2 separate regions of the Homo sapiens genome follow, and region 1 is linked to region 2. Evidence: read pairs that join two places in POLR2A ChIA-PET (ENCODE). Cell type or tissue: PC-9. All regions are shown on one strand. Links, peaks and the distances in the headings refer to the core of each region. The heading gives the core; the rest is flanking DNA.

Region 1 (17,157 bases), core at 1,223-6,222, 93 kb after region 2:
CTGGAAAGGATATCATGGCTAAAGAAGTTCATACCTACAGCAAAGAAATTAAGTTGTTTCTATCAATCACCTTCACAGAATTTCTTTGAGTTTAATATTTTTGCTTGTGCCTTTCCAATCTTCTAAAAGACAGAAACTCTTTCTTCCAAGTTAGAAATGCCTCCATTTTGTGTTACTTTGGAGCTGTTTAAAGGCCAGCATTGCAAGGCAGATTGAGATCTGCCAAATCTAATTCCAGGAATGGCAAGTGCATGGCATGAGGACAAAGTCCTCCTAAAGCCCATGGCAGATATCGCTAATTGATCACAGCCTTTCTTACTGAACCCTTAAAAGGCCTCAGAGCCCTGCACCCCAGGCAGCCACTAATAATTAATCAAAGTTGATACTCAAAGTGAACCTATTTGCCATAAGATTGCCCTAGACAAGAAGTCAGATAGTGCATAGTGTTATTGGGACACTGGACCAGGACTGATGACATTGGACTTGGAGGTCAGTTCATTGAAATTGGCAGCACACATGATGATATAAACATTAGACTGGAAGTCAAAAGACTTGGATTTAAATACTGGCTTTACCACCAGGAGATCTGATGCAAGTCTACTTCAACTTGTTTACTTTACAAATTCCACATGTATAAAATGGTATCCCACAAAGTTGTTTTGATAACTAAATATGTGTAAGTAGTTCGTAAATAACAAATTCCTTTGCAAATACAAATTGTTATTATGGCCTTCCAAACAGAACTTTAAAACAATAAAATATGGATTGAGATAAAAGGGTATGTAAATAGTAAGGAGGGGAAGAGAAGGGAAAAGGAATCAAAGTAAACTATCGACAGATGAGTGTGCATCCTTGATTTATCAGATGACTCAGTGCTACTTTTCTTTCTGACTGGTGATAGGGAAATATATTTACCTGGTTGGGAGTGATCACCACAGAAAGAATAACCCCACCATCTTCTTCATTGGTTCCTGGTGCTGGAACAAAAACAGGTTCTGAGGGATAAAAGCCATCTTCTCTCCAAACCTGCAAGTCCCAAAAAAAGCATTTGATAAAAGGCAAGTAGTAAGTAGGGAGCTTTCTATGGCTTTTGTCACTCCAAGCATGAATTTGGCTGTGATGTAGTTTGGATGTGTGTCCCCTCCAAAGCTCATGCTGGAGTGCTGAGCCCAGTGCTGAAGGTGGGGCCTAGTGGGAAGTGCTGGGTGATGGGGGCCAGTCCCTCATGAATAGCTTAGCACCATCCCCTTGGTGACAAGTGAGCTCTCGCTCTATTAGTTCGTCTGAGAGGTAGTTGTTTTAAAGGAGCATGGCACCTCCTCCTCTCTGTCTTGCTCCTACTCTCTCACCATGTGGCATGAGGCTCCCTCTTTGCCTTCTGCCATGATTCTAAGCTTTCTGAGGCCTCATCAGAAGCTGAGCAGATGCTGGTACCATGCTGGTACATCCCACAGAACTATGAGCCAAATAAGCCTCTTTTCTTTTTCCTTTTTTTTTTGTTTTTTTTTGTTTTTTTGTTTTGTTTTGTTTTGATTTTTGAGACGGAATCTCGCACTGTCGCCAGGCTGGAGTGCAGTGGCGCAATTTCAGCTCACTGCAACCTCTACCTCCTGGGTTCAAGTGATTCTCCTGGCTCAGCCTCCCAATTAGCTGGGATTACAGGCATGTGCCACCACGCCCAGCTAATTTTTGTATTTTTAGTAGAGACAGGGTTTCACCGTGTTGGCCAGGATGGTCTTGATTTCCTGACCTTGTGATCCATCCCCCTCGGCCTCCCAAAGTGCTGAGATGACAGGCGTGAGCCACCACACCCAGCCTAAACCTCTTTTCTTTATAAATTATCCAGCCTCGGGGATTTCTTTATAACAACACAGAACAGACTAACACAGGCTGTCAATAGAATATTCCAAAAGTAAAAGAATCAGGCCTACTGAGTTGAATATGGGAGAAAGAGAGGGAGTCTTTGCAGTCCCAGATTCCATCACCATCAAACACAATTTGTGTAACTATAATTTGCCATCAACTTTAAATATAGGTGTCCTAACAACCCTAACCCCACAATTGCTCCCAAAATAACATCAAAATCAAACATAGAATTATTTTGCTGGGCCTGGGGTCAATTTGGATTCCCTAGAAGGAACATACCCCTAACTTAGATGATTTCATAGTTCTCAAATAAAAGAAAATGGCTCAGCTGCTTAAATACTGAAGAATCTTAAGAGCTACTTTAAATAAAACAAACTAATTCAAAGGGAAGAACAGGTCTCTGAAAAGTTCAAAAAGGAAAGAGTTTTTCATCACCTTCAGTGTCTTATTCACCACATCAACCTTGATCAGAGAATCCCCCACTAAATGCCGAAAGCCACAGCCATAAAAGAAATGATACTTTTTGCCACTGAATCGATCATAGTAGATCTGAGGAAATTCAATGCCTCCTTCCTTTTCTAGGTCCTCCTGATGTAGATTTTCATGAGAGCACCAGATCTAAAAGAGATTTCAAAAGGATTTGTAGTGGTTGCTTAATTCTTATTTTCCTCTTATGTAGGTCAGTGAGGAGCCTCATACCCTATAAAGGTTTGTGACAGGGCTTGGGAACTGAGGTTCTATGTCATGTTTTAATATTGTTCCTCTTTCCATCATATGTGTGGATGCATAATGATTATCAAGTTTTATTAATAAGCTGTCAAATGACATAGGAGGTGGAGATATGCGTTTTATTCTTCTAAAGCTAAGGCATTGACAGCTACACAATGATAGGTCTGTGCTAAGCACATATTATCTAAAAGGTGGGGATTGCAGCTGGACGCGGTGGCTCAAGCCTGTAATCCCAGCACTTTGGGAGGCTGAGGCGGGCGGATTACCTGAGGTCAGGAGTTCGAGACTAGCCTGGCCAACATGGCAAAACCCCATCTCAACTAAAAATACAAATACATTAGCCGGGCGTGGTGACAGGTGCCTGTAGTCCCAGCTACTCGAGAGGCTGAGGCAGGAGAATTGCTTGAACCCAGGAGGCAGAGGCTGCAGTGAGCCGAGATAGCACCACTGCACTCCAGTCTGGGCGCCAGAGCAAGACTCCATCTCAAAAAATAAAAATAAATAAAAAATAAAAGGTGGGGATTGCTAATGCCAAGCTCAAATGGATAGACATTCCACAACCATTAGACAGTTCCATATCTCTGTTTCAAAGCACAGGAAGGATAGATAAACACTGTGTTCATTCCCACTGTTTCTGCAATTCTTGTGCAAGCGATGTTACATAACCTTAACCTGCTCGGATGAATGTTATAAAAGTTATTGGGTACCAGACATTTTGGAAAACAGCTAAAGAATAAAGTAACACCATTAAAGTTCAAAGTCTTAGTCTAATGTCTGTTCATAGCATACCGTTCCATCAGCCTGTTTCACAGCACTGGCTGAAGTATAGGACAATGGACTCAGGTTGTCTCCCTCAGGGGCATTCAAACTGACATTTAAAGGCAAAACAAACCTTCGAGGGAAAGATTTGGCTGCTGAATTATGGACCTGTTTGGGAAGAAGAAAGAGATGAAAATTGTCATTCATATGGTAACAGTATGTCCCAATAATTTAGATCCAGTCAACATCATTGGCATTCCTAAATATTTAAATAAATGATAATTTCCATTCATTCATCTACTTAATATTTGTTGAGTACCTACTATAGCCCAAGCAGTTTTAGACACTGGAGATACAGTCATGAATAAAGCAAAGTCTTTGGCCTCATATAATTTATATTCTAGTGGAGGAATGATAATAAAGAAATTTAAAAATTATAAAATATTTGTGGCCAGGTGCGGTGGCTCATTCCTGTAATCCCAGCACTTTGGGAGGCCAAGGCAGGCGGATCACCTGAGGTCTAGAGTTCAAGACCAGCCTGACCAACATGGAGAAACCCTGTCTTTACTAAAAATACAAAATTAGCCGGGCATGGTGGCTCATGCCTCTAATCCCAGCTACTCGGGAGGCTGGGGCAGGAGAATCACTTGAACCTGGAAGGTGGAAGTTGCGGTGAGCCGAGATCATGCCATTGCACTCCAGCCTGGGCAACAAGAGTGAAACTCCGTCACAAAAAAAAAAAAAAAAAAAAAAAAAAAAAGTTATTTAATTAGCATCAAATAAACAAATGATTATATAACAAAGAGTAAGAAACTAGAGAGTAACAAAGGGTGCTTTCCTTCTTCAGATTTGATCAGGTAGACCTCTGTGTGGAAAAGGATCAACTTAGTAAGCCTGGGTTGCTCAAACCCTGCACTATTTCAAGAAAGACTTGTTTTCATGACTGACCTTGGGCTGGTTGCTGGGAACTGAGCTCTTGGGATGTTCTGTCTGATAAGAGTGTTCTTGCATGTGCCAGTCCTTAAGTGACTCTGCAGTAGTTTGTCCAGATAGTTTATGCTAACAATGTGATTTATAATGAACACCTCCATTCCCTTGAGGATCTGGAACATCAGTAACTGAGGGTCATCATGTAGGGGTTTTATGCTTATATGATTCATCCCCAATAAAAACCCTGGACAAGCAGGCTTGGGTGGGTTTCTTTGGCAGACAACATTTTACACATGTTGTCACTAGTTCCTGGAGGAATTAAGCATGTCCATTGTGACTCTACTGGGAAAGGACTCTTGGAAGCATGTACCTGGTTTCCTCTAGACTTCATCTCATGTGCCTTTTCCTTTTGCTTATTTTGCTTTGTATCCTTTTACTGTAATCATGAGTCATGAGTATGACTATATAGAGTCTTTTTAAAAATTTTTAATAAAGATGGTATCTCACTATGTTGCCCAGGCTTGTCTCGAACTCCTGGGCTCAAGCAGTCCTCCTGCCTTGGGCTCCCAAAGTGCTGGAATTACAGGCGTGAGCTACCTCGCCTGACCTATTTTGAGTCTTATGAATCCTCCTAATGAATTATCAAACCTAGGGGTGATCCTGGGAACTCCCAACACAGCTTCTCCATAGAGATGATGTTTAAGCAGGAGACCCAAATAAAGTAAGTGTGTTTTTCCTGACAGTAAGTGCTTTAAGCCCATTTTCCTCTCTGAAATACTGTAGGATGGAGAACAAACTGCACCATTTCCTCCCATATACCTAGTCTATATGATCTCTGTAGCATGCAGAAATATTTTTAGTGAGTAAAGATTTAGTGCTATTCTTAAGATTCATAAAGTTATTAGCTTTTTTTTTTATAAAAGGTCACCATGGCTTCAGAAGTTACCAACTTTTTAAAAATGACTTTTAATTATATTTACAATTGTTTTCTCTTGCAAAACCATAGCTAACCCAAAAGACGCTTCAAATAATGGTAGATTACATTATATGGATCAACTACCCCATTGAAAACAACTAGAAATTATGGACAAAATGTTTAAAACAGCTGCCTGAAGGCACTGGTGAGCTAAAAAGACAGTGAAGAACAAAGGGGCCAGGTTTGGGATGAAAAGGAAACCCACAGAAACCAACTGGATACTGGGGCAAGTTTTTCCCTAACTACTTAAACATATGCTCAACATCATTAGTCATTAGGAAAATGCAAATCAAAACCACAATGAGATATCACTTCACACCCATTAGGATGGTTATTATTTTTTTAAAACCCAGAAAATAACAAATGTTGGTAAAAACGTGAAGAACTGGAACTCTTGTGCATTGCTGATGGTAGAAAAATGCTGTGGCCACCGTAGAAAAATAGTTTGGTTGTTCCTCAAAAAGTTAAACACAGAATTACATGATCTAGCAATTCCACTTCTAGATATATACCTAAAAGAACTAAAAAAAGGAATTTGGATATTTGTATGCCAATGTTCATAGCAGCATTATTCATAATACTCCAAAGATGGAAACAACCCAAGTATCCATCAACAGATGAATAAACAAATATTGTGTGTGTGTGTGTGTGTGTGTGTGTGTGTGTATACAATCGAATATTATTTAACCTTAAAAGGGAATGCAATTCTGATACATGCTACAACATAGATGAACTTTGAAAACATTATGCTAAGTGAAATAAGCCAGACACAAAAGGACAAGTATTGTATGACCCCACTTACATGAAGTACCTAAAATAGGCAAATTCATAGAAACAGAAAGTAGAATAGAGGTTACCAGGGACTGGAGGTGGGGGGAACAGGGAATTATTGTTTAATGGGTACAGAGTTTCTGTTTGAGATGATGAAAATGTTCTGGAAATGGATAGTGGTGATGTTGCACAACATTGTGAATTTACTTAATGCCACTGAATTGAACACCTAAAATGGTTAAAATGGTAAATTTAATGTTATATATATATACTTTCTACACCATAAAAAAAGAAATAATACAGAGATTTCCCATATATTCGTCATCCTTTTTTGCCAGTAGGAATGTCTTGCATAATTATAATATAATATCACAACTGGGAAATTTACATTGATACAATCCACCAACCTTATTCTAGTTTAACATGCATTCGTGTGTGTGTGTGTGTGTGTGTGTGTGCGTGTATTTAGTTCTATGCTATTTTATCATGTGTAAATTCATGTACCCACCACGCCACTCAAGATACAGAACAGATCCATCACCACAAGGATCCTTCACGCTACTTTTTGATAAGGGTATAGCCATAGCAACTCACTTACCCCTTAACCTTAAAGAGAAGGGCTTTTCAATAGTTTTGAGGGCTAGAGTGACAAAAGTTTGAATTTACGATTTTCCAAGAAGAGGAAGGCCTAGTAAACCTCTAGTCCTTTGGGTTGGGACCTCATAGGTCTGTACCCTATGAATAAGAATAAACAAGAAATAGTCCAGCTCTTGCATGGACTGAATCCTGCTTCAAATTATATAAGCAAGTGAAATTCTTCTCTAGAGGAAAATAACATCATCTTGTGTCTCAAAATATTTCCACAATTTTTAAAACACAATATTCTGCAAATGAAAGGAAATAACCAGCACATGAAAAGACAAGGCAACATGATTAAAAACCAAAATAAACAACAGATAACAGAAACAGAATCACAGAAGATCCAGATACTAGTTATCAGACTTTAACTATTCTAAATATGTTTAAGGAAATTATTTTAAACTGAGAATTGTGGTAGAGAACTATAAATTGGAAAAGAGAACCAAATCAATATTCTAGAACTGTAGATCTGCCTATAAGGAAATTTTCAAGTCTGGAAGGCTTTACTGTTGAATTATTCCAAATATTTAAGAAATAATATCAATCCTATACAATATCATCCAGAAAGAAGGAAAACAGAGAACAATTCCCAACTCATTGTATGAGACTAGAAAAACCACAAAACCAAAACCTAGTAAGAACATTATAGAAAAGAAAAAAATTAAAGGGCAATTTTATTCATGAACATAGATACAAAGAATTCTAAACAAAATAGTAACAAAGCAAATCCTGCAATATATTTAAAAGCAAATAAAATGCGACCAATTGGGATTTACTTCAGGAATGGAAGGGTAGCTTAACATTCAAAAATCAATCAATGGCTGTTATGAACATTTTTTAAAGAATCAGTCAATGTACTTCACCATGTTCACAGAATAAAGGATAAACGTTATATGATTATCTCAATAGTGCAGAAAAAAAACAGTTGATAAAGTCCAACATCCATTCATGACAAAAAATCTCAGTAAACTAGGAGTAAAAGGGAACTCTCCTAATCTAATAAAATGTATCTTTTTAAAAAGTTGTCCACACAAAACGTGCTAACAAATATTTATAACAGCTTTATTCATAATTGCCAAGAATTGGAACCAACCAAGATGTCCTTCAATAAATGAATGAATACACATTTCAGCGATAAAAAGAAATGAGTTCTCAAGCCACAAAAGACACAGAGGAACCTTAAATGCATATTGCTAAGTGAAAAAAGTCAGTCTGAAAAGTCTACATACTGTATGATTCCAACTATGTGACATTCTGGAAAAGTCAAAACTACAGAAATAGTGAAAAGATCAGTGGTTTCCAGGGGCTGAGAGGAGGAAAGGGGAAGGGACGAATGGGGGAGCACAGGGAGATTTTCAGGGCAGTGAACTATTCTGTATGATATTGGTAGATACATGACATTATGCATTTTTCAAAACCGGTAGAACTGTACAACACAGACCTAACCATCATGTAAAGTATGGACTTTAGTTAGTAATAATGTAACACTCCTACATTGATTCATCAGTTGTAACAAATGTACCATTAGCAGGAGAGGGAAATATGGAAACTCTCCATACTTTCTGCTTGATTTTTCTTTAAAAGTAAAATTGCTCTAAAAAACAGTCTATTTTTTTTTGGAAGTCCTTTATTGTAAAGGTAATTCTTTTGTCTGATGACAAACAGCAGCCACAGTGATTATTCTGGATCTCCACAATGGACAAATTCAATTTCTTCTTGAGACACAAGTTTACTTCTATATTTCTGAGGTAATGTTTTCATTACTTCTGCAGTGTCTGGTACATCCACAAATCCAGTAATTTACTTCCCTTAGAATGCTGGGAAATTGCAGAATCGTGAGATGGTTGCCCTGCTGATCTCAGAGCTTCTGGTACATTGGGTTTAGGATTGTCTCTTCCAGCAGGGAAGCTTATTAATGGAGCATGTGGCTTGACTACCTGAACGACACTGCTAGCAGATGCATCTTGCTGCCCATCATGACCCCCGAGAAGGGACAGTTTCTATTATATTTTTTTAATCTACAGCCACAGCATGCTTCATGGTAAAATGCTGCAAGCTTTGCCTCTCAGATTGGGAACAAGTTAAGGATGCCATTATCATCACTTATATTCAACACTGTACTGAAGATCCAGTGAAATAAGACAAAAAAAAAAAAGCCAATATACAGCTTACATGTAGAGTTAGAAAAGGAACTATCATTACTTGCATATGATATTATAGATGTAAAAATCTAAAAGAATCTATAATTATTAGAATTTGTAAGTGTAATTACTATATTAGTGAATATAAAATCAACAAACAAAAATCAATTGCCGGCCAGGTGCGGTGACTCATTCCTGTAATCCCAGCACTTTGGGAGGCCAAGGTGGGTGGATCACTTGAGGTCAGGAGTTCAAGACCAGCCTGGCCAACATGGTGAAACCCCATCTCTACCAAAAAAATATGAAAATTAGCCAGGAATGGTGGCACATGCCTGTAGTCCCAGCTACTCAGGAAGCTGAGGTGGGAGTATTGCTCGAACTCAGGAGGCAGAGGTTGCAGTGAGCTGAGATCACACCACTGCACTCCAGCCTTGGTGACAGAGTGAGACCGTCACACTGTCTCAAAAAAAAAAAATTGCTATATAGCAACACTAACATAAAATGAAAGCAAAAAATAAACAACATTTAAAATAATGTAAAAAAAAAACCTAGGAATAAATCTAACAAAAGATGCAGAAAATATGTAACCAGAAAACTATAAACATTGAAAGAAATTAAAGAAGTCTCAAATAAATGGAAAGATATATTGTGTTCACGTACTGGAAGACTCAACATTGTGTAAAGAGGTTAGTCCTCTCTCAAATTGATACATTGGTTCAGTGCAAATAGAATTAAAATGTGACCATATTTTTGTGTGGGGAACTGACAGCTGATTCTAAAATTTCTACAAAAACGTGAAGGGCCAGGGATGGCCATGACACTCTTTTCAAAAGAAAAATATTAGGATAACTTGACACTAAACCTTAAGACTTTTTTAATGCAGTGCACAAGTAACCATAAGTAGAAACAATGGAACAGAATATACAGTCCAGAAACAGAATAATGCATATACAGATACTTGACTTCTCTAGAAGATAACATAGGATAATATTTTCATTACCTTGCCATGAGAAGATGTCTAAAACAAGATGTACAACGTATAAGTCATAAAGGAAGAGACTGTATACTGGGCCATATTAAGTTAAGAATGTTTATTCATTAAAAGGCACTATTAGGATAATCTGATAAAGATAGCTAGAAAAATACCTATAGCAATTTTATATTTAATAATGAATTATTAAACATTTTTCAACACTACCTATTCAACTTCTATTCACTATCTTGCACTTCTATTCAACTCGAAGTCCTAGCTGGTACAGTAAGGCGAGAAAAAGAAATAAAGCCCTAAGTATTAGAAAGAAAGCTGTCATTATTTTCAGGTAACATGACTGTGCACATAGAAAATCCAAAATAATCTGTGGATCAACTATTTGAACTAATAAGTGAATTTAGCAAGATCTCTGGATATGAAGATAATATACAAAATCAATTGCATTTCTATAAAGAGCAACAAACAGAAAATGAAAGCTTAAAAGATACCATTTACAATAATTTCAAAACACACAAAAAGAAATGTAGTATCTTTATACTGAAAACTATAACTTTACTGAGAGAAATTTTAAAAGACCCAAATAAATGGAGGGATATTCCATGTTCATGGATTGGAAGACTCAATATTGTAAAGATGTCAATTGTCTCCAAATTGATCTACAGTTGCAATATTGTATCAGGTTTTTTCCTTGCAAAAACTGACAAGTTGACATCAAATTTAAAAGTTTCTGCACAGCAAAGGAAACAATCAACAAAACGAAAAGGCGACCTATGGGCTGGGGAAAAAAATTGCAACCACATATCCAATAAGGAATTATACTCAAAATTTGTATATTTTTAAATTTTTTTGTAGAGATGAGGTCTTGCCATCTTGCCCAGGCTGATCTTGAACTGCTGGGCTCAAGCAATCCTCCCACCTTGGCCTCCCAAAGTGCTGGGATTACAGGCGTGAGCCACCACACCTGGCCTCAAAATTTATAAAGAACTCTTACAACTCAATACCAGAAAAACAAATAACCCAATTAAAAAATGGGAAAAGCCGGCCGCCGCCCCGTCTGGGAAGTGAGGAGCGCCTCTGCCCGGCCGCCCACCGTCTGGGAACTGAGGAACACCTCTGCCCAGCTGCCGCCCCTGCCGCCCCAGGAGTGCCTCTGCCCAGCCGCCCACCCTCTGGCAAGTGAGGAGCGCCTCTGCCCGGCCGCTGCCCTGTCTGGGAAGTGAGGAGCGCCTCTGCCTGGCCCCCACATTGTCTGGGATGTGAGGAGCGCCTCTGCCCGGCCCCCGCCCTGTCTGGGAAGTGAGGAGGACCTCTGCCCAGCTGCCGCCCGTCTAGGATGTGAGGAGCGCCTCTGCCTGGCCGCTGCGCAACCTTCCAAGTGTGAAGTGACAGCCTTGTGTGTGATCTTTTCTGTCTTCCCCAAGTTTGCATTTTCAATATTAAAGTTTACTTTTTAATTAAAAGTTAAAAATAAATTAATTAATTAATTAATTAAAAATAAATAAAAAATGGGCAATGGACCTGAACAGTCATTTCTCCAAAAATAGAGGCCAGGTGTGGTAGCTCACACTTGTAATCCCAGCACTTTGGGAGGCTGAGGCAGGAGGATCACTTGAGCCCAGAAGTTTGAGAAAAGCCTTGGCAACATAACAAGGCCCCTGTCTCTACAAAAAAGTTTTAAAAATATTAGCTGAGTGTGGTGCCATGCACCTGTAATCCCAGCTACTTGTGAGGCTGAGGCAGGAGGATCATGCATGCCCAGGAGTTTGACAGCAGCCTTGGCAACATAATAAGACCCTGTCTCTACAAAAAAGTTTTTAAAATATTAGCTGAGTGTGGTGCCACGCACCTGTAGACCCAGCTACTTGGGAGGCTGAGGCAGGAGGATCACGTGTTCCCAGGAGTTTGAGGCTTCAGTGAGCTATGATCATGCCACTGCACCCAGCCTGGGCAACAGAGTGAGATCCTGTCCCTAAAAGAATAAAATAAAAAATAAAATAAAATTTGAAAGTCCAATAGGCATATAAAAAGGTGCTCAACATCACTAACCATAAGGGAAATACAAATTAAAACCACTATATAAAACCTCACACTCATAAGGATGGCTATTATCAAAAAGACAAGAGATAACAAATGTTGGCAAGGGTGTAGAAGAAAGGGAACTCTAGTACATTGTTGGTGGGAATATAAATTGGTACAGCCATTATGAAAAACAGTATAGGAGTTCCTAAAGAAATAAAAAATACAGATGACCCTTGAACAACACGGAGTGGGGTAGAGGTGCCAACCCCCTACATAGTCGAAAATCCACACATAACTTTTGACTACTCAAAAATTTAACTACTAATAAACTATTGTTGACTGGAAGCCTTACCAATAACATACAGTTAATTAACACATATTTTGTATTTCATATGTATTATATACTGTATTATTACAATAAAGCAAACCAGATAAAAGAAAATAAGAAAATGTTATTAAAGGCTGGGTGTGGTGGCTCAAGCCTGTAATCCCAGAACTTTGGGAGGCCAAGGTGGGCAGATCATCTGAGGTCAGGAGTTCGAGAGCAGCCTGGCCAATATGACAAAACCCCATCTCTACTAAAAATACAACGGGCATGGTGGCAGATGCCTGTAATCCCAGCTACTCGGGAGGCTGAGGCTGGAGAATTGCTTGAACTGAGGAGGCGGAGGTTGCAGTGAGACGAGATCACGCCATTGCACTCCAGTCTGGGCAACAAGAGCAAAACTCTGTCTCAAAAAAAATAAAATAAAATGCTACTAAAAGTCATAAGGAAGAGCAAATATATTTACTATTCATTAAGTGGTAGTAGATCATCATAAAGGTCTTCATTCTCATTGTCTTCACATTGAGTAGTCTGAGGGGGAGGAAGAAGAGGGGTTGGTCTTGCTATCTCAGGGGTGGAGAGGTAGAAGAAAATTTGCATATAAGGACCCATGCAGTTCGAATCCATGTTGTTCAGGGTCAACTGTACAACATATGACCCAGCAATCCCTCTCCTGGGTATATACTCAAATGAGATGAAATCACCACCTCATGAAAATAGCTGCATTCTTACGTTCATTGTAGCATTATTCATAACAGTCAAGAAACAGAAACAACCTAAATACCCATTGACAGATGAATGGATAAAGAAAATGTGATATATACACACAATGGAGTATTACTCAATCTTAGAAAAGGAGATCCTGACGTCTGCTACAACATGGATGGACCTGGAAGACATTATGTTAAGTGAAACATCCAGACACAGAAAGAAAAATATTCTATGAGGCAGGGCGCTGTGGCTCACGCCTGTAATCCCAGCACTTTGGGAGGCCAACGCAGGCAGATCACCTGAAGTCAAGAGTTAGAGACCAGCCTGGCCAACATGGTGAAACCTGGTCTCTACTAAAAATACAAAAATTAGCCAGACATGTTGGTATGTGCCTGTAGTCCCAGCTACTCGGGAGGCTGAGGTAGGAGAATCACTTGAACCCGGGAGCAGAGGTTGCAGTAAGCCGAGATCGCGCCACTGCACTCCAGCCTGAGTGGCAGAGTGAGACTCCGTCTCAAAAAAAAAAGAAAAGAAAAAAAAATTGCATGATCTCATTTTTATGTGGAATTTTTTAAAGAAAATCTCAAATACACAGAGAAAGACAATGAAACAGTGGTTACCACCAGAGGGGAGGGGAAGGCAAAGACAAGATGTAGCTCAAAGGATACCAAACAGTAGATATGTAGTATGAACAAGTCTAGAGGTCTAACGTACAAACGTAAGAAATAAAGTTAATAAGATTGTATTCTATCAGAGATTTTTGTTAAACAAGTAGATTTTAACTGCTCTTGTCACACAAAAAAGTAACATGTGAGATGATAGATATGTTAATCTGCCTCACTATACTAACCATTTTAATATTTACATGTATCCCATAACATCATGTTGTAAACCTCAAATATATACAATGAATTTTATTTTTAAAACAAGAACAAAAACAAAACCTGATAAATGGATTCTAAAATTTATAGACATGCAAAAGGCCATGAAAAACCCAGGCAATCTTAAAACAGAAAAGAGATAAACAACCACAGATGTCAAGACCCACCATAAAGCTATAAGTAAGCTTAGTAAGGCATAAGTAAACTTAATAAGTACTATTTTACAAACATTTAAAAAGACAATTATAGCTAAAAAATAAAGCTACAGCTAGAAACAATGTATATTACATAATTCAAGGAAAAACTTTACCTTGGATTCAGCATCAGGAAAAAGTGAATCCCTTCAACTAGGTGGACTGATTGACGGTCTACTTTGCTATTCCTTCTAGCAAACTTTGGTGCTTAAGTGTAATAAGGAAATAAGGAACTATCACATATGCTTTTTTTTTTTTTTTTTGGAGATGGAGTCTTACTGTGTTGCACAGGCTGGGGTGCAGTGGTGCGATCTTGGTTCACTGCAACCTCCACCTCCTGGGTTCAAGTGATACTCCTGCCTGAGGCTCCCAAGTAGCTGGGATTACAGGCACCCACCACCACATCTGGCTAATTTTTGCATTTTTACTAGAGACGAGGTTTCACCATTTTGGTTGTCCAGGCTGGTCTCAAATTCCTGAGCTCAAGTGATCTGCCTGCCTCAGCCTCCCAAACTGCTGGGATTACAAGCGTGAGCCACCGTGCCCAGCCACATATGCTTTTAAACACATATCTTGGCTCTCTTTGCCATGTTTCTTACTTATTAGGTATTAAATAAGCTATTTCAAATTATTTTTAATATTAAATAAATGATGAAGCTGTGTCTTCAATGCTTTAAAACTACTCTCTCTCATTATTTGCCACAAGGAGACAAGAGAAACACGTAATTCCTAGGTCAGGCATGGTGTCTCATGCCTGTAATCCCAAGACTTTGGGAGGCTGAAGCAGTCAGATTACTCGAGGTCAGGAGTTCGAGACAAGTCTGGCCAACATGGTGAAACCCATCTCTACAAAAAAATTAAAAATTAGCAGGGCATGGTGGTGCGTGCCTATAATCCCAGCTACCCGGGAGGCTGAGGCACAAGAATCTCTTGAACCTGGGAGGTAGAGGTTGCAGTGAGCCGAGATCGCACCATTGCACTCCAGCCTGGGTGACACAGCAAGACTCAGTCTCAAAAGAAAAAAGAGAGAGAGAGAGAGAGAGAAACATGTAATTCCAAAGCCAAAGCCAGATCTTGGAGTTCAAAATTATTTTGATGACTCTTGACAAATTCTAATGTTTACCTGATCAAGCCCTTCCCCAGCCTTCCTGAGATTCTGTAACTGGTAAACTTCTAGGGTTCTTCCATTATCTTGACAGCACAAATCAATTATAACACAGCCCTGGTCCTCAAAGGCATTGATTTGATGAAATGTAACAAAAGGTTTGCTGTAGTATCTCCCTGGAAGGAGCTGCAGGGGAAAACACAAACAATGAAAAAAATTTTTTTTAGTTTTCTTCTTTTTCCCTTTCCTTTAGGAAACAGGTCCAAAAAGTTCAAAATAAGAAAATTAGAAAGATTTTCCCCTCTGAAGTGGCAGGTCCAGTATATATAAAAGTAGAATACAGAATGTAGAAGCAAATATGCTTTGATTTAAACATTGCTTGCTTAAGCAATGAACTGGGTCTATTTGATATAGACCAATCAATTGTTATAACGAACTTAAAATCCCTCATGAAATATAGCCCAATGTTTTGAGTGATATGTAAATCTTGGACTCTAACTGCATGGTTAAATAGAAAATATTGCTACTCAGTATACTGATGATAAATTCAAAGACTAATTTTTTTTAAGGTGCAGTCATTACTAAATTTTTTTTTGTAATGAGATCCAGATAGAGTAAATTTAAGATACTATCTCTTTAGAGAGGTAAAAAGTAGGCAAATATAATAGCATTATGAATCAGGAGTATAAAAAGATATTCAATCAACATGCTTAGACTTTAGTAGGATTGTCATAGTCACATATTAAGAAGCCAGAGAATTGGGCCAGACGCAGTGGCTCACGCCTGTAATCCCAGCACTTTGGGAGGCTGAGGCAGGTGGATCACGAGGTCAAGAGATCGAGACCATCCTGGCCAATATGGTGAAACCCTGTCTCTACTAAAAATAGAAAAAAATTAGCTGGGTGTGGTGGCACACACCTGTAGTCCCAGCTACTCGGGAGGCTGAGGCAGGAGACTCACTTGAACCCGGGAGGTGGAGGTTGCAGTGAGCTGAGATCTCCCCACTGCACTCCAGCCTAGTGATAGAGCAAGACTCCATCTAAAAAAAAAATCTCAAAAAAAAAGGAAAAAGAAGCCAGAGAATCAACTAATTAAAGTATTACTGCAAAAATTACAGAAGATTTCTGCACGAACAACACCCTCTTTAGCAACTATTATGATATGGAAAAAGTCCATGCTAAGAGAGTTTCCTGGATGCCATTTTAATTGAATCAGATCATTAAAAAGATAAAATCATTTCCTATAATTCTCTAATATGCAAAATCCATCGTACTAATTAATAAGTAGCTAGCTCAACCTATAGAAGAAGGTAATATCCTTGATTAAAAGTGTCTTATGCACTTTTAACCAGGGAAGATTTTTAAAAAATCAACTATATGGAAATTTGCCTTTGTTTCCAACAATTTTCATGATAAATATACTCAAAATACTCCACCTGTCCAGTGCGTTTTTCCACCACATGAAACCGCGTATTACACTGGGGTTCCCAGCTTATCCCATCTGAAAAGGCCTTTCCCCGAATTTTAGAAGTGGCAATTTTCCACAGGTTCATCTTTAGAGGTTGTTCAATGAAAATTATATAGTTCCTTGTCATTCCTAAAAGGTTCCAGCAAACAATAAAAATGTTATTTGGCAAACTAGAGTTGTCTGAAATGTGCCAGTTATGGGGACTTGTCTGAATGCCTGGACACGTTACTGATGCCCTAAACAAATGCCAGCCAGAAATACATGTTTACTGTCTCCCAGCTTTACTATACGTATTTCCTGTTCCTTTATAAAAAAGGGAACTGCTTAGAATAGCTTGGGTTGCATGTTCTCAGCTTGCTTTTTATCTTTTTTTCCTTTTCTTTTCTTTTTAAATTATTTGGTTTAGGAACAAAGTAAAAAAGTATAGTATTAAAGTGTCCTTTATGATCTTTACATGTATCCTTTAATCCTTTTCCTGCTTATACTGGGGGTAAGAATCTAGAAGCAGTTTGGCTATAATGATTTAAAGTACAGAAAATAAATATTCTGAGTAAAAGCTGAATCAACCTATATAGAATATGAATTTCCCCAAAAAATATAGTCAAGACAACATTTTCATGTATGATTACTATTTGTGGGCTTTAAGGTTGCCT
Region 2 (13,684 bases), core at 2,851-7,850:
TTTGTGCCCCCACACCACTTCCCCTTAGGCCACCAGGATTTCTGCTGCAGCTGCAAGAGTCAGTCCCCATGAATGGTGCAGGGGCCACCTCCAGCATCCTGCTGGTCTATTTGTTTCCCTCAGGGCTTTTTATCCGAAATTCCAGGATCTTAGCATGCAGGGCAGTCTGACGGCAACCCCAGAAGGCAACCTCAATGAATGGGTTAGAAATCAGAGAATAAATGCACCCACCTCCCCTCCAGAGTGAAGTGTCCAAGGAGACACTCCTGACAGATCCTCACCAGGACTGGGCCCAGTTGCCCGCCATGGCAGCCAACTCAAGACTGACTTTTCCTCCTTCCCCGCCTGGCTCATTCTGCTCCCTCACTCCCTTGCCTTGGATCACTCCACAAATAAACTCACTGCTCCTGAATCCTTGTTTCAGGCTTAGTTTTCAGGGAAACCCAAACTAAGACAAATGGCTAGATTATAGCTCTCTACTCCATCTCACTCACTCCGTGAGGTCCTAGAGCCAGCTCCTGGAACATAATTGCACATTTCCATCAAATGCCATTGGCTGGAAAAACTTCAATCCCTTAATGTCGGTAAATGGACTAAGACGTGGGCTGCGTCCCTATACCATTTCAAGAAGCCGCCACTTTCCAGTTCCAGGTGCCTCTTGTCCCCAGCCCAGGCTCCCCTCGGCCCCCAGGCTGTAACCAGCAGATCCTGACCATTCCTGTCTTCCGCCCTCATTTGTGTAATGAGCCCCAGGAGGCTGGCGCTCTGAGCATTTCAGTGCCCATTGGAGGGCTTGCAATTTCTTCACTAATTAGGCAGGTGAAAGGGCTGTGCTGAGAGGCCTTTGCTCCTGCATCTAACATCAGCGTTATGCCAAGTGGCATAGCTTTCCCCCTCCCTCCTCAGTCTGTTCAAGCCCATTGCCTCCCAGCCACAACTGCTCAGGTTAAGATACGTCAAGATGGAAAGTTGCCACTTGATTAAGATAAAAATAAAATAATCAAAATATATACCATGTTCCTCCTTTGAACAGATGGCCAGGAAGCTTGCCTCATAACATTGAACATCAAAAATGAATCAGAGGCTCACCTTCCTGCATAATCAAGAATTTGCTCACTGTTTGTACTACAGCCAGGCAGGGGTGGAGATTCTATCCACAAAGGTTGAGAAACGACAGAGAAACCATTGGTTCCATTGTGAGGCTCTCCCTAGTCTTTCCCTCAGCCTGTTGGGCAACACTGGCCTGCATCAGATGTCGTGTCAGTGTGTGCAAGAGAAAGAGGAAAGAGGATGCAGAGATATAAAACAAATAAAAGATATGTCAATTCTCTCCCTCAGGAGGGCCCAGAGCAACCCTTTATCAAACCTTACTCGTTGCCATTTTTTTTCCAAAGAAAGAGTATTCCAGACACTCATGTTTTTTATCTCATGGAGACATCCCAGTCTAGATACTTGTCACTTCATTCCAGTTACAATACTTGAGCACACTGTATAATGATTTATTTGTTTACTTGTCTGAGCTCCCTTGAGCTCTTTGAAAACAAGGATCATTTCTTATGTGACTTGATATCACATAGCCCAGCAGAGACCTAAATGAATGTTTGATGAATGAATGAATGAATGAAAATAATCAGAATTGTTGAAAGAGCCTCTCAATTGGTCTAGCTTCCTCCATTCTTTTTGCTCTATTCCACACGGCCACCAGTTTAAATCTGTCTAAAAGCTTCAATTAGATAGACCTATAGGTGCTGTGAAATTACCTCCAAGATATACAGTGAGGTGTAAAAGTAAGATACAAAACAATAGACATGTCTAATTGATTTTAAAGGAGAGTAGGAATATGTACATATATAATTTAGATATCCCTAAATGTTTCCAAGATATACAAGAGAAGGAAAAAAATGTTCCATTCTGGGAAAGAGTTAGGCGCTAGGGATGGAAAGGAACCTTGCTTTTTAGTACATATCCCTATGAATTTTTACCTTGCACATATATGTCTACCTTTCCATTTAAAAAGCCAATTAATAATTATTTTAAGAATTATGGTTAAAATTACTCTCATGCTCAAAAATACTCATCGACTGCCTATTTCCTTCAAGCCAATTAATCTCATAAACCCCAATTTGACTTTCTAACTTTTCCCTGACAATACCCTGCACAGACCCTATGTTGTCATCAGAGCTGCCCACAAATACACCAGTTCCGCCTCCATGCACATGGTAGGGTTGCACTTCCCTGCCCCCCTGAAGTTAGGGGTGGCCATGTATCACACCTTAATGGGCTAGATGGAGGTTGAAGCATACAGAGCCTGTGCTAGGCACCTTCCAAAGCAGTTCCCAGTGACACTCACTTCCTGGCAAGTGTACACTTGTGTGGTCCCTTCCTCTAGAGTGTAAGTGAGGCCCAGCCAATTGCTTCTGGTGACTAGAATATGGCAAAAAGGATGGAATGTCACCTCCAAGATTAGGTAATAAAAGACTGTGACTTCCATCTTGCTGACATTCTCTCTCTCTCTCTCTGGCTCTTTCCACATGGCTTCCCTAATGGAGAAGGTCACCTGCTAATAACCATGTGAATGAACTTGGAAGCTGACCTGGCCTTGTTGAGCCTTGAGATGACTATGCCTCAGCAGACACCTTGATTGCAGTCTTATCAGAGACCCTGAGCCAGACCACTCAGCTAAAGCACCTCTGGATTCCTAACCCACAGAAATGGTGACATTATAAGTACACATTGTTTTAAGCCACTAAGTTTTATGGTACTGTGTTATACAGTGGTAGACAACTAAGATAGAGCCACTGCACCATTCCCTTTCTCCTGCCAGGTGATCCTAAAAGCACAGGTTGAGATGGACCTCATCCCTGAGTGACTATGATGAGCAGGGCAGACTCACACACAAGTAGATGAACGAGATACAAACCTGTGTCTATTGGGATTGTTTGTTACTGCAGCATGACATAATCTATCCTGACTAATGCAGCATGTATGTGAAATCACCATGAAATTTGAAAGCGTAATCCAGATATAAACTATTATTATTAACATCTGAACACTGTTTCTATGTCCTGACCTTTGGACCCCATCTTTCCTCTCCAGTTATTCTCATCAACCATTCTTCAATTGGACCTCTCCCACAAATTACTCTCTAATTACCCTGGGCTGTAGCAATCTGCCCCATCTTCTGAGTACTAAGCACCCACCCCCCACTTTTTCTTTCCTATCACTTATTACAACTGTAACTAATTATATGTGGATCCATTCCATTTATTCAGTGTCTGTCATCTCTACTAGAATATAAACTCCATGAGGACTGGGATCCTGTGGGTTTTACTCATCATTATATTCCCAGCATCTGCCACAGTACCTAACACAAACACCTAAATATTTAAATGAATGAATGAATTTACACATTCTTATTCTCCTCTATACACTCATTTTGACACAACCATAAAATGTTTTGTTCGTTATTTTCATATCTCACATGTTTGTTATGGATTGCACTTCCCAAGTAGATTCTGAGTCCCTGGAGGCATGAATTGCATCCTTCAATTGGCCAGGACACTTCAAAATCATGGCAGTGCCTTAAACATCGTATAATACCTAGAGCCTTGCTCATGGCTGGAGCACAATCACTGCTAAATTCATATTATTCCTTGTGCTCAACAAATTATTGATAAATTAATATAAACAAGCATGTATCAATATAATGGTGTGAATATGATTCTCAAGGAAATAGTAGAGCAAATGAGTGAGGAGTGTGAGATGAGGGCAGATGAGAAAGGCTTCTGCAGGAAGAGAGCTGGAAATATACATTTGTAAAGAGGCAGAGAAACAACATGCATGTAGCTGGTCACTGTGTCAGGCACCAGACTAGATGAGATGCATGTACTATTTTGTTTAATTTTCAAATTAGCCCTATGTGATAAGTTCTATTATCTCCACTTTACAAATGAGGAACTGGAGCACAAAGAGGTTAAGTGACTTGCCCAAGGTCACAGAGATAACCAATGGCAGAAGCAACAACAAACTCAGATCTGCCTCTCTCCAAAAGCCCATCTCTACCATGCCAGAACCTAAGTTTAGATGTAAGCCTGGTTCTGTCATTCTTTGGCTGTATGGCCTTGGGCAATATACTTAACCTCTCTTGACTCAGTTTCCTTAATTTAGTTAGCATTAATCATTGTGCCTATCTCATGGGATGGTTGTGAGTATTAAATGAGATAAAATATGTAAATCACTTAGAACAGTGCCTAGGCCATGGTAGGTACTCAATAAATGTTACCCATTGTTATAACTATTTAAAAACAGATGTCAGAGAAAAACATAATTCCCCTACCAAAAAAAGAATTTTTATAAATGCCCTTTCATTCACATCTATTTTTGTTTGATATTTCTACACCCTAAGCTGTAGGACTGCAAGAAAAAGAGAGTTTTTGGGACAGAAAAAGCCATGTGGGAAACCCAGAAACAGATCTCATCTCACCTGTCCCTATCAGCCTCTTCTGCCCGCCACACGTTGCCCTGTGCAGCCTGGGGTCCCATAGCACCAACTCAAGGTGAGGCACTGGGGGCAGCCTCTCGTGCACTGCCCTCTGACCATCAACACACACCCATTCTCACAGATCCTCAAACAGCATTGGCCACACAATTTGGAGGGCTTAGTGCAAAATGAAAATGTAGGGGCCCCTTGTTCAAAAGGTATTCAGACTTTCAAAACAGCAATAGCAGAACATCAAACCAAGCTGAGGGCCCTTCTAAGCACAGGGCCTTGATCAACCTCACAGGTCACCTATGAAGCTGTCCCTGTCCTCAAACTTCTCCAGAGGGGGCCCAAACAGCTGGGAGAGTCAGAAACAAGTGAGACGCACCATCTCCCACCTTGGCTTCTCCATCCAGGCAAAACCTGACGTGGAAAACCCTTTCCTACAGTACCTCAGTATTTTGATTAAAAACCATGATAAACTTGTGGGTGCAACAAAAGAAGAAATTGATGTTTTAATACAACTCATTACAGCACCTTTATTAACTCCAGAAATAGAAAGAGAATATAAAATAGAAAGATTAGTTTAAAATCAACACTGCGCTGGTAAGGGCAGCCACGATTCCAGCAACATTAATTGCTGGATAGCCTCATTACTGATTAAATAAGAAATCTCAAATACCATTAGACAATTGTGATTAAATGTATGTCATTCTAATTGAATGTGTGGCTTATTGCCTTCCACTGAATCAGCAGGTCACCTTCCTGTTTTGTATATTTGAAAGGGCACAGCTATGCAGTGACAGCACAGAGCCATTATTTCTCAGAGAGCCCTGAAACCCTCGCAGTTGTATCCTAAAATATGGCTGTATGTGCAGGTGGTGAAGGAGTATGCCATACAATAGGGAACCTGAGATGATGAAAATAAATCCCACTTAATGTCACAGCTGGGCACTTTTTCCTCTGATCTCATTACCCAGCTCTGGAGTCACTTGCAGTCCCCCTGACTTTGCAGTCATTTGAGGACTAGGGGGAGTTGGGCATCTTCTTGGTGCAGAGAGGAAGCTCCAGATCCAGCTCAGCAACTGGATCTGGCTGAGATGGTGGGGAAATGAAAAATCTCTGGTCTCATCTCTCCCTCACTTCTGCTAAGGAGCCGGGACAGAAGAGTCTTCTAAGGTCCATCCTTTTTGGTTTCCCAAGGATGAAAATACAAAATTAACGTTGTCACTGCTCTGACTGGTCTTTGCTGCTCACCTATCCCTTGGGACATGGGCTATCATCTCTCCACCCTGCTCTCGGCTTTGCCTGGAATAAAAGCCAAGGTGAAGCGGGACAAGCACCTTGCTGCAGGCCCGCGGGCTGTGTAGTCCCACACAGCACATCACTCCAGAAGGGACCAGGACAACACCAATCCCAGGGCCCACCCTGGAGGAAATCATACAGTAGGTTAGGTCATTCTCAGTTGAGTTTTGTTACATGGCCGTGCACATACGTGAGCGTGCACACACGCACGTGCACACACACACACACATGCACTCAGAGTTACCCCAATCTGCCTAAGCTCCAGATCTGGTCACATCAGTGCCCTGCTTCGGGTAAATGCTGGGTTTTTTCCCACCAGCTGGGCCTTCAAGGCCTCCACCAGCTTCCCCAACCACCCTCTCCCCTTGATCCCCCAGTGACAGCCTATACCCCTGCGCAAGGACTCCCAACAGACCCAGCACAGGGACGCACACGCTGCCTGCTCTGTCTGGAATGCTCTTGTTACAGTTACTGGGAAATTACTTCATATCTTGTTTCTCCAGAGTCCCTGGAAAGGAATGTTTCCCGCTCATAAGAATTAAGAACTGTTCCTAAGGTCTAGGCTCCCCAGTCACCAGAGGGTGGTCAATACGGTTCTATATTTCAGTTCAAATGAGGAGAAAGGAGGGTGGGCTCCAGGGCAGCCTGTCGGTGAGGGCTCAGATTATACAGGCTGCTGGCTGCATGGGGCTGAGTGAAATGAAGTCACCAAGCCTTGGGAGCTACAGAGAGGTGTGGTGAGACTGGTGCCACCCCCAAAGCTGTCCAAGAGACCAGGCTGGTCTGGACATGGCTGTGAGGCAAGATGGGTTCAGGAGGTGCCACAGTGCTAGACAGATGGTGGAAGAGCAGCTTTCAAGAGCAGTCTCAGATCCCTGCAGAGTGGAACCCACAGACTGAGACCCACATCTGTTATGGGGTTCCTGGAAAACCTTGTCAGGGGGGTGCCCCAAGTAATGACTGGTTTTTAGACTTCTCACCAACCTTGACTAACAAGAACTCAGAGCTCAACTGACTTGATTAAATATCTATACTTGACTGGGCACGGTGGCTCATGCCTGTAATTCCAGCAGTTTGGGAGGCTGAGATGGGCAGATCACCTGAGGTCAGGAGTTTGAGACCAGCCTGGCCAATGTGGCAAAACCCCATCTCTACTAAAAATACAAAAAATTAACTGGGCGTGGTGGCAGGCAGCTGTAATCCCAACTACTTGGGAGGCTGAGGCAGGGAGAATTGCTTAAACCAGGAGGCGGAGGTTGCAGTGAGCCGAGATCACGCCACTGCACTCCAACCTGGGTGACAGAGCAAGACTCCATCTCAAAAAAATAAAAATAAAAAATCTATACTTAAGCATCTTGGAGCAGCCATACCAAGTACAACTTTCCCCTTCTTCCCACAGGATGGGCTCCTCACCTCTTCCAGGAAGTCCTCCACACTGCTCCCGCAGCCACTCATGTCCATGCTGCTAGTAGAACACCGACCACGTGGCTCTGGCAAGTAGGGTATGTACAAGGCTCTCCCAGGCTACATTAAGCCCATCCTTGGTCCCCAGTACCTAGCAGCCTGCCCAGCACATAACACATGCTCAGGAAATATTGAAGGCAGGAAAAACAAAGAAGGGAGGGAAGGAAACTTCAGCTGCCCAGGCCCCCACCAAGCTACCTCCTACACATCACCAGACCCAGAACTCCCTCAACCACCCCAACACCTCCACCAGGCCCTGCCCCATATGCCTGTAACACTTGGGGTACCCACTACCATGCTTGACCCACTTCAAGGCAGTAAAGCACGCCAGTCATAAGCCTGACGTCTGGAGCCAGCTCATCTGGGTTCAAATCTCAGCTCTGCCACTTATCAGCTGTATGACCTTAGGTAAATTATTTAACCTCTCTGTGCCTCATCTGCAGCAAACTATATAAAACAGCACCTGCTTCTTAGGGTGATCATGAGCGTCAAATGAGTAGAGCGATTTTGAAAGGATACATGGTACTTAGGGAATGTTATCTTATTATTGCATTATGATTATCTACTTAAAAACTCATCCCCCCACTAAACCAGGAGTGCCCCAAGGGTAAGAATCATGTCTAGGTTTTTTTTTTTTTAATATATCCAGAACTTAGCACAACCCCTAGACTGGCTTAGAATAGGCATCAGTAAATGATTGCTGGATGAATCAGTAAATGATGCAGATTCTAGGTAAGAGCAGAGAGCTCTGGCAAGCCTGTGGAAGAGAGGACCTGAGGGCTGTGGGTTGGCTTTAAGACTGCTTGGTAAGGGACAAACAAGTTTGCAGTGGGCTAGGAGAGGTGGGCGTGAATCTCCAGGGGCACTAGGGCCTCACTGGAGGATTTAGAGGACCTAAAGTATCAGGAATTAGATGGTAGGATATTGGAAAGGGACAGAGACAGAAAATAGCTGCATTTCCCTTACTTTCTCCCCGTTTGGCATTCATGTCCCTCTCCTCTCCTTTTCTCCTTCTGATTACCTCTTCCTCTCCTCCCATACTCAGGAAGAGCAAGACATAGCAAGCCTAACAAAGAAAAGTGCCTTGGATCACTACTATTGTATAGGTAGAACACAGACAAAAAAGGGATATACTCAAATGGCCATCCCTCCTGGCCAGGATTTCTGCAGGCAGGGAAGACATCAACAATTCTGTACACCTGAAATACGTGATGCGGGAAGAACCATCACTCGATGGACAGCCTGCCCTCTCGATGCTCATATAGGAAGGCTTTCTTTAGACTTTCTTTTCTATTTCATCAATTCTTCTTCAGTACAAAACAAAAATCATTAACAACTCACTTGTAATTTATAACTTTCCCAATTTCAAAGCTCAACATTTTTTTGTTTTTTGAGACAGAGTCTCACTCTGTCACATGTTGAAGTGCAGTGGCATGATCTCGGCTCACTGCAACCTCTGCCCCCCGGGTTCAAGCAATTCTCCTGTCTCAGCCTCCTGAGTAGCTGGGATTATGGGCACACACCACCACGCCCATCTAATTTTTGTTTTTTTAGTAGAGACAGGGTTTCACCATGTTGGCCAGGCTGGTCTCAAACTCCTGACCTCAGGTGATCCACCCGCCTCAGCCTCCCAAAGTGCTAGGATTACAGGCATGAGCCACCGCGCCTGGCTCAACTTTTAAACACACTTAAAATACTCTGTCCTAACCAGGGCCTCAGATCTAGAGCACAGAACCCCTCTGCAAAGTCTATCAATGCAGCCAAGAGAGGGTCTGTTGGATTCCAGAGTGACAGTCACCTCAGAGGAGAGTTTCTTCACATTAGAATTAGAAGTGAAAGGGCCCAGTCTGCTCGGGTTTAGGAATCTCATTTCATTCCTGCTGTGCACTGCAGGCTGGTAGGTGTGACAAATTGTCTTATCTTTGTCTAACCTTTGTTGAACCCATGCTTGCTTCGGGGTTTAACTTTAATATATGGCTTCAGTTTAATAGCAAAGTGCTTCTCTTAAAATGTCAGATTGTAAAATGCTGAGTCATTCACCAAGAAAAGCCTGGTCCTGAGTGGAAATTAGAATTGCTGGGGCACACAGAGCAATACCACATATCTTCAGCCTAAATAGAGGAGACAGAGCTTAAGTTCAGATCAAATTTAGAAGGCAGTGCTGAGCTCCAGTGGGGCTGTTTGCTCTGAAAGACAAGAATGAATCAGATGGAACGATCAGGCAGCAGCTGAAATATTGTCACTCTTGAAAGTAAACACAGTGGCAAAGATGTGGTGTTCAACATTTTATGTACTTAACAACTGACTAAACTGTACTAAATGAGACCAAAATATGAAGAGAACCAAGCAAATAGTGTTCCAGATGTAAGAAGTGATACAATCCTGCCAATATGCCTACAAAGTTCTGTTAATTTTGTTTTATACCTATATTTGTCTTTATATTTATATATGAATTAAATTCCACAGTAATAATTATTTCAGGCCAGGCACGGTGGCTCATGCCTATAATCCTAGCACTCTAGGAGGCCAAGGTGGGTGGATCACTTGAGCTCAGGAGTTTGAGACCAGCCTGGGCAACATGATGAAACTCTGTCTCTAAAAAAAATACAAAAAAAAAAAAAAATTAGCCAAGCGTGGGCCTGGCTGTCCCAGCTACTTGGGGGGCTGAGGTAAGAGGATTGCTTGAGCACAGGTGGTCGAGGCTACAGTGAGCTGATTGCACCGCTGCACTCCAGCCTGTTTGACAAAGTGAGACCCTGTCTCAAAAAAAATAAATAAATAAAAATAAATTATTATTTCAGGCTGAATTATTAAAGAATCCTAAAATCAGAGGGCAGAATATGATGAGAAACAGGATATCTAGAAAGCATCTCTCCACAAAATGCTTTACTAAAGTAAAAATAGTAACTTTATGGTAGAGAAATCTGGCAGTCCCCACCTTAAACAGGAAGTCAAAGTCATCACCAATAATAAAACAAATCGATGATGTGCTCCTTAATATGATGCTCTGGGAAAGACACAACATCACTTCTGTGATATTCTTGCCAAAAATGTATGACCTGGATTTAGATCTCAAAGAAACATGACATAAACCCAAATTAAGGACGTTCTAGATGATAACTGGGCAGTATTTTTCAAAAATGTCAAGGTAATGAGAGACAAGGAAAAATTAAAGAACTATCGCAGATTATAGGAGACTAAGGGGACGTGAGAGCCAAAGGCAATGTGTGGCCCTGGGCTGGATCCTGGACGAGAAAAGGACAGTATTGGGAAAACTGGCAAAACTCGAATTAGGGCTACAGATTATATCATAGTATCTTATCAATGTTAATTTCCTGATTTTGATCATCATACTCTAAGTTATATAAGATGGTAACATTTGGGGGAATCTGGGTTAAAGAGTGTATGGAAATTCTTTGTACTATTTTTGCAACTTTTTTTAAAAAACTGAAATTAATTCAAAATGAAAAGTTAAAAATAAATAAAGCTTTAAGTGAATTAGAGGATCTCAATTTAGCAGTTATAAGGATGAGGGGAGAGGACTCTTCTTCTGCAAAGCCCTTACTCCCCATTCTCAGATAAAAAGAATTTTGGTAACTGTGAGACATAATAGAACTATCACAAATGTATGAATCTAGCTATATAAATAAAGCAGCATACGTCACCATTCTTTTTTTCCCCTGTAATTGTGTAAAATCTGCAAATTTTTCAAGATAGACAACTACAAGCTTTAGAGCTACAAGAGCTGGTATAAAGTAAGGTGGAGTGCTGTTTCCCATCCGGTAAGACAGGGCCAACACCGTCACTGGGAAGCCAGGAGACTTTGGCTGAGTTTCTCTTAGCTCCGTCTCTTCCTCCGTGAAATGGATTCATCTTAATGCCTGCACTAAGAGATGTGAAAGGGCAGTGCAAAAAGCGTCACTGTCCTCCTACTGCACAGCAGCGCATGGCAATGCTGCCACCGTTCTAAGGAGCATGTCGGGCACTGTGCCACAGCTTGCCTGGTTGGAGGGGACAGTGAGCTAAGTAACCAGTCTCTGGGACAGCCGTATCTAAGGTCTCTAGCCTCAGTCTCCATCCCTCACCCTGTGGTTTCCTCATCCCACTGAGCAAGGCGTGGGATGGGCAAGAGTCCACCGCAAGGGACCAGACAAGCTCCACGGCCCATTATTTGGGACTTCAAGCTGCCAGCTCCCTGCAGCCTCCCCAGTCCACTTTCACGTTCTCATCAGCATACTCCCCGCTGTCAGGCTGCTTTACTGGAGGCACGATTTACATTACACATCAACAACCTAGTGCCACAGGCAGCAAAGGCAGAGACTCATGATGGGCAGTGCCTGGGTCTGGCAGATGATGAGATGGGTGAGCTTGGGCCCCTCAGGACTCTTTTGCATGGAGAGTCGGTGGGAGCCTGCTGGTGTGTCCGTTCCATCCCACGCCTCAACCACAGGGAAATCTCATTCATTCCCCAACCACTCTACTCACCCTGCTGCCACCAGCTCCTTCTTGATCCACTAGGGCACAAAAAAAAAATTGCTTTTTGCTCTTGAGGAAGATGCAAAAGCCTATAGTTCCTGCAGGCCCCACATTCCCTCGCTCACAGGGCAGGGGCTAGACAGGCAGCATTTGTTAGTGTCTCCCATCAAAGTCACTTTCTGACCTGGCTGTTCATCTCTAACCTGCCTGTTCCTGTTTGCCAGTCTGTCCTCCAACGGCAAATGGAGAGCAGCGAGGCTGCCTTTCAGCCCTCTGGGTGCTGCTTTCCCTCCCCTAAACATCTAAGAAGACAGGTGTTCATTGAGCCCCTCTTCTCTGTCAAACCAGCAATAACTCTCTCAAAGAAACCTGCAAAAGGGGCCCACATGCCTGTAATCCCAGCACTTTGGAAGGCCAAGGCAGGTGGATCACTTGAGGTCAGGAGTTCGAGACCAGCCTGGCCAACATAGTAAAACCCCATCTCTACTAAAAATACAAAAATTATCCAGGCGTGGTGGCATGCACTTATAGTCCCAGCTATTTTGGAGGCTGAGGCAGGAGAATCGCTTGAACCTGGGAGGTGGAGGTTGCAGTGAGCCGAGATGGCACCACTGCACTCCAGCCGTCAGAGTGAGACTCCATCTCAAAAAAAAAAAAAAAAAGAAAAGAAAAGAAACCTGCAAAAGGTTTCAAAGTTCAACAAATAGGAATGCAAGTTCTGGTCCTAGAGCCTGCTTGCTGTGCATTCTTGGGTGAGTCATTACCCTTTCTGATTTCAATTACCTAACCGGTACCATAGAGAAAATCATGTGTACCTTGCAGGGTTGTTCTGTGGCTCAAATGAGATGATGTCTACAAATCACTTAGTGCCACGTACAGCACATGCTGGATATTCAATAAACGCTTAGTTCCAACCTCCTCGATAATAGAATGATTGCTTATTGAGCATACCAGTCTCTGATGTGGGTACCTTACCTACATCATCTAATTTAATCTCACAGTAAACCTATAAGGCAGCAATCTTCATCCCTTTACATGTGAGGAGACTAAGGCTTAGGGAGGTCAGGTAACTTTTGCTCAAGGTCGTACAGCCAGGAAGTAGCACAGCAGGACTCAAATCTTCTGATCCCAAACACCAGACATTCTGGTCTTCACAGCACAGCCTCCCTCCTGCCTTGGCAGACCTTAGAACTGGGCTGACATCGACAAATGGGGCAACTGGAAGGCACCGGCCCTGGCACCAGAAGCAGTGCTGGAAGGAAGCCCAGTCTGGGAGCCACAGGAGCAAATCCAGTGGTGGGAGGGAAGGGGCACCGCGGCTCAGGGTACAACCACACAAACGGGCGGAGTCCCACACCAGCATGGCTGGGGAGTGTGAGTGTGAATATCAGCTGTCCACTTGACTGGACTGAGAGAGGCCGAGGTGGCTGGTGAAGCATTGTTTCTGGGTGCGTCTGTGGGGGTGTTTTCAGACGATGTGAACTTGGGAGTTAGTGGACTGGGAGAGGAAGACCCACCCTCAACGGGGAGGACACCATCCAGTCGGCTGCCAGCACGGCCAGAGCAAAGCAGGCAGAGGAGGGGGCATATTCAGCTTACTGAGTTTCCTCTCCGCCGCCCCATCCCCTCTCTCTCTCCTTTCCCACATGGGATACTTTGCTTTCTCTCCTCCTGCCCTTGGCCATCAGACACCAGTCCTTTGGCCTCTGACTCTGGGACTTGCACCATCAGCCTGCCGGGGGCTCTCAGGTCTTCAGCCTTAGACTTGGGGCTGCGCTGTGGGCTCACCTGCCTGCTCATTCCTGGTTTTGAGATTTCAGATTTGGACTGAGCCAAGTTACCAACTGTTCTCATTCCCCATCTTGCAGAAGGCCTGTCATGGGACCCTTGGAGAATCTAATACAAAGAGGGTGGGGAGAAAGGCAGGGGGGCCATGTGGAAAGGGGAGAGTCCACCTGA

What was found. Peaks named below come from ENCODE experiments on the same cell type or tissue, not always from the same donor. Only the 100,000 strongest peaks of a DNase experiment are listed, where the experiment ranks them.
Region 1: POLR2A ChIA-PET joins it to region 2 with 5 read pairs; 4 of 35 experiments call an interaction of 5 or more read pairs at or near these places.

What each region holds. Positions count from the first base shown.
Region 1 is chr11:112,200,089-112,217,245 of GRCh38, reverse strand. BCO2 (beta-carotene oxygenase 2) reads right to left here. Exons shown (of 12, transcript NM_031938.7): 7 at 16,473-16,633; 8 at 15,056-15,223; 9 at 3,385-3,522; 10 at 2,302-2,484; 11 at 916-1,026. It also overlaps the pseudogene MRPS36P4. Among named protein-coding and RNA genes, the nearest start is that of PTS, 18 kb to the left of the region's middle. In PC-9, for the core only: no CTCF peak of the experiment used is centred there; a DNase peak (open chromatin) is centred at 3,195.
Region 2 is chr11:112,298,094-112,311,777 of GRCh38, reverse strand. The region is part of intron 2 of LINC02762 (long intergenic non-protein coding RNA 2762); the gene reads right to left. Among named protein-coding and RNA genes, the nearest start is that of LINC02762, 34 kb to the right of the region's middle. RefSeq lists an enhancer at 3,663-4,164. In PC-9, for the core only: no CTCF peak of the experiment used is centred there; no DNase peak of the experiment used is centred there.